Regions from separate parts of the Homo sapiens genome. Here all the other regions are linked to region 3. The links are chromatin loops, found by intact Hi-C in ENCODE. Cell type or tissue: heart left ventricle. All regions are shown on one strand.

Region 1 (2,500 bases), 170 kb after region 3:
AAATCCACTGTGAGTGCCTGGAGCCTTCAGCCAGTATAGCTAAGAGGTGGGGGTGCCGGGGGGTATCCTGAGAAGGCTGGGCAAGGCCCCTTCAGAGAAGGGAACACTGGAGTTGGATGTGTTGAGTATTAATTCTCCAAAAAGATGAAACAGTGTGTGCAACAGTATGGAAATGACATGTTTGTGAATAGCAGAGTATCCTAGCAGACATAAAAGTATTCTGGTTTTGGAGTCTTACTGCCCTTGCTCTAGAAGAAGGGGACCAAGAAGGTAGTATGATCTGCCTTTTGTTTTTAAGGATTAAAGTAAAGAAAGTCTCAGGTGGATAAGGGGCTAGAAAGTAATCCTGGAAGCTGCCCTTGGCAGTATGAACAACTTTATTATCTCAGAGGGCAGGGATAACACCCATATGATACCTCATAAAATCTAAGATCCCGTTGTAAGAAGCACCATTATTTTATATACCACTAACAAAGAAAAAAAACTGATGCCATCTAAACTCTAACACATCTTCAATCATGAGACACCTTTAAAGTTCAGAGATGTTAAAATATGCACAGAATAGGAAAAATACAATATAGAAATATGGTACACCAAATAGAGTATAGAGTGCTTTCTACATACCAGACACTATTTCAAGTACTTTAATTATATTTTATCCTCACAAATTCCCTTTGAAGTAAATACTATTATTTTACAGATAAGCAAACTGAAGCTCAGAGAGGTTATGTCACTTGATCAACATCACACAGTGGCAGAGCAAGGATTCAGACTCAGGCAGCATGGCTCCACTTCATTATATTTTAAATATAAACATGTTTATGTTATAAATATAAATGTAAACATAAAAATATATGTTTATAAAAAGTATTTAAAAATATTTTTTATGTTATGTGCAAAGTAAACTGACCGATCCTCTATTAGCATCTCTGCAACTAGTAAGTAAAATAGTGAGTTTGGGGGACAGATAATTGAGACATACTGGGTATGTCACTTTCAGAGACTTGGAGGAAGTAACCAAGATGACTGGGTACTAAGACCTGATAATAAGAAAACCTGCTGAGAGGAAGCCTATTGAGGGACAACCTATATCAAACAGAACATGAAGATCTAAACTCATCCTTTTTCACACTGTCCCTTTGGAACATAACAGTAACTAGGCCATTGCAATGCTGCCACATTTGTTTGCTTGTTTGTTTGTTTGTTTGTTTATGGTGCTGCTTTTGGACCAGTAGCAACAGGCAGATGAAGGCAGATGGGAGCTCAACAGTGACACCGTATGGTATAAAGGAGCAATGCATTGATAAAATACCAGGACTCCTTGGGATTAGAAGCTGGAGATGGATAAAAACAGATTTAAGAGATACTTAGGGGGCAGAAGAATGACAAGGATTTGGAGACAGGTTGGATGTAGTAAGGTCAAGGAGAGGGAGGAGTAAAGGGTGACCCCAAGTTTCTGGTGAAGCTAATTCGTCAGAGTGTATAATTACGCCATTTGTTGTTCAAGGGAGTTCAGGAAGAAGAGAAACGACAGAGTTAAGTCAGAGGGTTAGATAAAATTAGATCAGCAAGAAGGATGAGAGTAGATACAAGGGGATAAGGTGAAATGAAAAAAATATTAAGCACCTACTGCATGCCACACTCAATGCTAAGAGTATTGCAAATAATATCTTAGTCATCCTTACTATAACCCTGTGAGTGACTGTGTTATCATGCCCAGCTTACAAATAAAGAAACTAAAACACAGTAATCTGAAGTTACAAAGCAAGTGAAAAACAGACAGGGTTCTAAATCCAGTGCTCATTTCTCTCCACCTGCTCCTCTTAAAGAGACTAGTTGGTCCTGGATTGAGGATCAGGAAGCTAACAAACTAGAACAACAATAAGCTTTCTCAGCAGCAGTGAAGTAAAGCCTGACCAAAACACGGCCAGAGAGAAGACAAAACAATCAAACGTCCTCCCGGTTCCTGCCTTGCCCGCCTGAACCCCCTGTACAAGAGGAGGGAGTTTTAGTGGCCCACTGGATACCTAATGATACATGTGCTTTCATCTGTTGAGAGCCAAGACAGGGAAGGCGAAGCAAGCAGGGCATACAAGCAAACTCTTTCCAGGCCCCAGTGGCTTCTAACCTTCATAAAGAAAGCAGGCCTGGGAAGCCACGGGTCCAACAGGATCTAGTCTTCACAGGAAGTAGATACTATTGGCTATTGCCATCCTTGAGGCTAGGTGAGGAAAGAGAACAACCTCCATATTTCCTAAAAGAACAAATCACTGGCTTCCAAATCTACCCCGCTGTGAGCCTCTCTGTGGCGAACTCCTAGGCTGAGGCACTAGCTAGTACACAATAGCATGAGATATCCTTCCCATGGGAAGGAAGAAAGAAAAGAGGGTAAAAGACTAGGTCATAAGCCAGATTTCTCAGAGACCCAGGGATAGCAACAATTGGGCGTTCAATTAGCAGGGGTAGAAGTGGCAAGAGGAGGGAACCTGAGATGGGTTGA
Region 2 (2,500 bases), 320 kb after region 3:
GCAGAGGAACCAGGCCAACCCCTGGCCACCACCCCTTGGGCCTCCATTTCCAAACTGGGGCTGGGCAGGACTCAGTGCACCAAGCTCAGTGCACACCTTTGCCTTCCAGATATTGCCCTGTAACTCAGGCAGCACCAGGCCATCGCTTCTTCTTTAGCTCAGCGGCCTGTGGCATGAGGCCTTTGCTTGGCAAGCTGACTTCCTCAGGCACTGTCTGCATTATTTTCTTACTTCACAAAGGTCACAATGGGGTGATGGTGGCATGTAGCCATGGGTGTCCCCAAAGGGGAGCAAACTCAGTGATGGATTGTAGATGCCACCCTCTCCATCAGGGATGCATTCTGAGCCCAGCGCACCAGCATCAGCCCCAGCCCCCAGCCCCAGCACTCCTTTCGGCCTCCTCCACTGCAGCCCCTTCAGTGCTCACCTTCAGCCCGAGGTTGATGGCGGTGAATAGACCTTTGCAGATTGGGCAGGTGAGGTTCCCCCACCCAAAGACATCTCGGAGCCGGGGCACTATGCGATGTAACCTGGCAGGATGGCCTTGGGGAGAAAGAGGGTGAGCCTCTGCCGGAGCCCAGAGAACCCGAGAGTCAGACAGAGCCAGCGCCAGCGCCAGCGCCAGCGCCAGCGCCAGCACCAGGCCCATCCAAAGGAGTCCGGGGGCTCCGGCGGTCCCGTCTTGTCCCTGCTCCCGGCCGGACCTGGGGCAGCTCTGGCGGAGTGACGCTCCGTAGCGGGGCATTGTCGCGCTTCCTACACGGGGCTGGTTCGTCTGTCCCGTCCCCCCCGGCCTGGACCCTAGCCAGCCCTCAGGGCCCCGGGCGGCGCCGGGGACACCCGATTACCCTTCTCTGTAGTCGGCTGACTGCTCCGCGGCCGGCCGCAAAGCAGCTCCGCCCCTTCCTCTTCCTCTGATCTCTGACAGCTGATCTCTCGGTGGCGGGCGGCTGTCAACGCTGCGGAGGCGGAGGGGGCGGGGCGCTCCCGGGACCGCCCCGATTCCGCCCCCTCTCCCTGCCCCCGCCCTGCCCCGGGCGCACGGGCTGCGGGGGTGGGGACTCTCCCTGAGGTCACCAGGGGCTCCGCCTTGAGGTCACAGCCGCGGGAGGCCGTGCTCGTGCTTTGGAGCTCCATGTGATGTGGTCGGTGGAAGACGTCTCCTTTGTCAGAATCCGCGCTCAGATTCCCGGAATAGCTGCCAGACCGACCCCAGCGTTTAGCCCGGGAAGGGGAGGTAGGAGAGAGCAGGGCGGGCAGGATCCTCCCACTGGGTGTGTTGCCTCTGACAGGAAGGCGCCTTCCCTCGATTCCCCATGCTCTGCCACTGGCACCAGCCCTCTTGAGTCACCCTGAGAATCACTCACCTGTGATTCAGATGAGGAAACAAACCTTAGAGATGGTGAAGAGACTAGGAAGCCGTAAAGACCATATAGCCGTGGGGGCCAATAACATGGGCGGGAACCCAATTGGGTCTCCCACCTCCGTGTATCCACGACAGTAAAAGCGAGCATTTATGGAGTTGTTTATGATGTGCCAAGCACCAACCCAGGCACTTTATAATTAATAATCTTCAATTCTCACAACAACCCTAAGAAGTACCTATTATATTGGGGCTCAGAAATCCATACCCAAAATATGGTGGTTTGACTTACTAAGTTAAGCCTTAAGGTGTGTCTGGCCTTCCTACTCCCGCGCCCTCTCTCCCAAAGCCGTTACCTAGCGTCCAGACCCATCAAAAGGAACAACGGTTTTTTTCTTCCCCTCCCTACAAAACCAAGAATATAATCACACCTGAACAGACCCCTTCACATGATAATGTGCTAGTTAATCTGTTCCCTGATCCATTCCTTCTCCCTCAGCAGAATTCCTCTTCCCCTCACTCCCACAACCCCCTTTGCCTGAATGACACCTAAGCTTCTGAACTCGTCTGGGAAGTGGGTAGTCACTCTGTGGTTCCCCGTGGACACATTAATACAATTTCTATGCCTTTTCTTCAATTAATCTGTTTTTTGTGGGTTGATTTTTCAGCAGAATTTCAGAGGGCGAAGGGAAAGTTTCCCTTGGTCCCTGCAAATACTATTATTACCCTCCTTTACAGATAGGATGAGGCACAAAGAAGTTAAGTGGCAGAATAGCAATTAAACCCTAAGCTGTTTGACGAGTGCTTCTGAGGAATCCTCAGAGCTATCAAGTCCTGTCAGTTCTTTCCTTTGATAATTTTTTACAAGTGTTTTTTCCCCCCAGTTCTGGGGACATCATCTCAGATAGAGTACTCACAGTAATAATTAGCATGCATTTTTAAGATTATGTACTATGAAAAACAAAACAAAACAAAACCTTTTTATCTAAGGAAGATGAGCCCCTTTAAATTATCAGGCCCAGACAGGCATTTAAAATGTAGCAACAGTCACTCTCACTCTTCTTTGAGCTAAGTAATTATCTCTTGAAACCACTTGCTATGCCAAGTAGCCATTAAATGCCATACACCTTATAGTTC
Region 3 (2,500 bases):
TTTGTTGGTCTTCACTCTACAGAGCTCTCCACCAGGTTCAGGGAAGGTTTGTAAGGCCTGCATCACGGCTCAATGTCTTTCTCTGCCAAATCCTACTTTTGCCCCTTTTCTTCACAGGCGTTGATCCCTAATAAACATCTTGCCCTCCACACTGTTCTACCGTCTGCTCTTGGGGAAATCAACCTGCAACCTACTTCAAGGCATTGGTAGATATTGCTATGTCAAGATAGATTTGGACAATGGGGTGATGGATACTAAAGAGGTAGTGCAAAAAGAAAATGAGGGGCATACAACATTCTCCTCTTCCCAACACCTGTATGAAGAAAGCAGCATCCTTTTGAGGAGTGAGAGAATACAGATCTTTCAGAAGTGAGCAGCAGGCAGGAAAGTGGCCTACAGCCCTGTTGAGAGCAGCAGAGAGGAGCATGAGACATAGCTGCCAGATGGGAAATTCATTAGTAAGTGATCATTAGAAAACAGGAAACTGGTGGATGAAAATAAAAGAAGTAAAACTGATAAGCAAGTAAGAACAGATATTTCTTCTACGTGGCTTTCGAATTGGGGGTAGGAGGGGTGGAGTCAAGGAATGAAGCCTAGGCCTTGCAAATGCATCCCTTAGGAAAAGTGAAATGGAAGTAACGGTTACATCAAGCCAAAACAAGGAGCTTTGACTTGGTCCCACATGCTGCGATCTAGAATTGTTCCTGGCACAGCTAAAGCTTTATCATCCTATGTAATGGGGAGGCACCTATGGATGCAAGTAGAGATTACCCCCTTATATCAACCACATTAAATCCATAAAGTTTCCCCAAAGCCTTTCCTGCCTCAGCATCTAACTTCCTTCTTCTGAGTCTCTGGAGTCCCAGCGCGGCAGGAAAATGGAAATCATAATATAGCGTTCATAGATACAGAATGGCAGCGTCAGGAGCAACTACAGTTCTTAGTAAGAGCATCACAGACCCTCTCAGCCATGAATTAACTTGCTCTTTTTCTACCTCCCTTTGTAACTATAGCTACCCTTCTTAGGGCCTCCCATCTTTTTTCTGAGGCCCTAGTTTGGTTTCTGGCTGAAACTACATGGGAGTTGCAGGCACTTCTCTCACCACCAGATGGTGATAAAGAGCCTATCAGGATAATGAATTCTGAGATTTCCCAACTCCGGCATAGTTAACATTTAGAGCCAGATAATTTATTGTGGGAAACTCTCTGTGCGTTATAAGATGTCTAGTAGCACCTCTGGCCTCTATCCATTAAATGTGAGTAGCACTATTCACAGTTATGGCAACAAAAATGTCTCTAGACATTGTCAAATGTCCCTGAAACATTTGCATTGCCCCGGTGGAGAACCACTGTGAAATGAGGTGTTCAAGAGTTTTAAATAGGAGAAAGAAAATGAATGCAATTTTGATGAAATTTTTGAAAAGCTTTCTTATTTTTTACAATATTACATTTATTGAAAAAATTCAAAAATGTGGAAAAACATAAGAAAATCAGACACCCAAAATCCTGTCATCCAGATTAACTTTGGTGAACATTTTTATACTCATCCTTCTAGGCATATGGACACATAGTGGAAAACATACAATTTTGCATACATGGCAATGTATAATATATATACTCCAAAATTTCACTCATAAATGGCACTGCAGTTAACATACATCTTTGAACATAATTTTTTTTTTTGAGATGGAGTCTCACTCTGTCACACAGGCTGGAGTGCAGTGGCGCAATCTCGGCTCACTGCAACCTCTGCCTCCTGGGTTCAGGCGATTCTCCTGCCTCAGCCTCCCAAGTAGCTGGGATTACAGGTCCATGCCACTATGCCCAGCTAATTTTTGTATTTTTACTAGAGACGGGGTTTTGCCATGTTGGCCAGGCTGGTCTCGAACTCCTGACCTCAGGTGATCTGCCCACCTCAGCCTCCCAAAGTGCTGGGATTACAGGCATGAGCCACCATGCCCAGCCTGAACATACATCTTTGCACAGGTTGAGTGTGACAGTTTTTCACTCCACATTTCCTATATATCTACAATTTTGCCACGACAGGACCCAGAGCTTTACAAAGTAATTTGGACATAGATATTCTTCCAAAGATGTACAAAAACTGCTGGAAAGAATGTGAACATTCCCAGTGCAGTGGCTCATGCTGTCTCTACTAAAAATACAAAAATTAGCCAGGCATGGTGGCGGGTGCCTGTAATCCCAGCTACTCAGGAGGCTGAGGCAGGAGAATCACTTGAACCGGGAGGTGCAGGTTGCAGTGAGCTGAGATCGCACCACTGCACTCCAGCCTGGGCAACAGAGCAAGACTCCATCTCAAAAAAAAATTGTGAATAGAAGATAGAATAAATATAATTCGTGACATGGAAATGCAAGGTGGAAATTTTGGCAAAAATTGAGAGATAACTGATTAGATGTCAGGGATATCTTCACAGACATGGGCCTAGATATAAGCAGTATAAATGTTAGTCTCAGCCAGTTGTCGTGGCTCACACCTGCA

The links. A loop is a pair of places that touch in the nucleus more often than their neighbours do. Peaks named below come from ENCODE experiments on the same cell type or tissue, not always from the same donor. Only the 100,000 strongest peaks of a DNase experiment are listed, where the experiment ranks them.
Region 1: it touches region 3 in a loop (11-fold over the local background); 74 of 110 quality-filtered maps call a loop at or near these places.
Region 2: it touches region 3 in a loop (2.5-fold over the local background); 11 of 110 quality-filtered maps call a loop at or near these places.

What each region holds. Positions count from the first base shown.
Region 1 is chr11:6,530,235-6,532,734 of GRCh38, reverse strand. All of the region lies in intron 12 of DNHD1 (dynein heavy chain domain 1), which reads right to left. Among named protein-coding and RNA genes, the nearest start is that of DNHD1, 34 kb to the right of the region's middle. In heart left ventricle, a CTCF peak has its summit at 1,281; no DNase peak of the experiment used is centred here.
Region 2 is chr11:6,388,844-6,391,343 of GRCh38, reverse strand. It overlaps SMPD1 (sphingomyelin phosphodiesterase 1), which reads right to left and starts at 870. Exons shown (of 6, transcript NM_000543.5): 1 at 428-870. The coding sequence starts at 745. LOC124902624 (a long non-coding RNA gene) reads left to right here and starts at 988. Exons shown (of 2, transcript XR_007062573.1): 1 at 988-1,237. RefSeq lists a silencer at 654-1,153. In heart left ventricle, no CTCF peak of the experiment used is centred here; a DNase peak (open chromatin) is centred at 953; H3K4me3 peaks cover 1,848 bases; H3K27ac peaks cover 2,026 bases.
Region 3 is chr11:6,704,709-6,707,208 of GRCh38, reverse strand. No RefSeq gene overlaps it. Among named protein-coding and RNA genes, the nearest start is that of MRPL17, 23 kb to the right of the region's middle. In heart left ventricle, a CTCF peak has its summit at 1,096 (motif pointing right); no DNase peak of the experiment used is centred here; H3K27ac peaks cover 441 bases.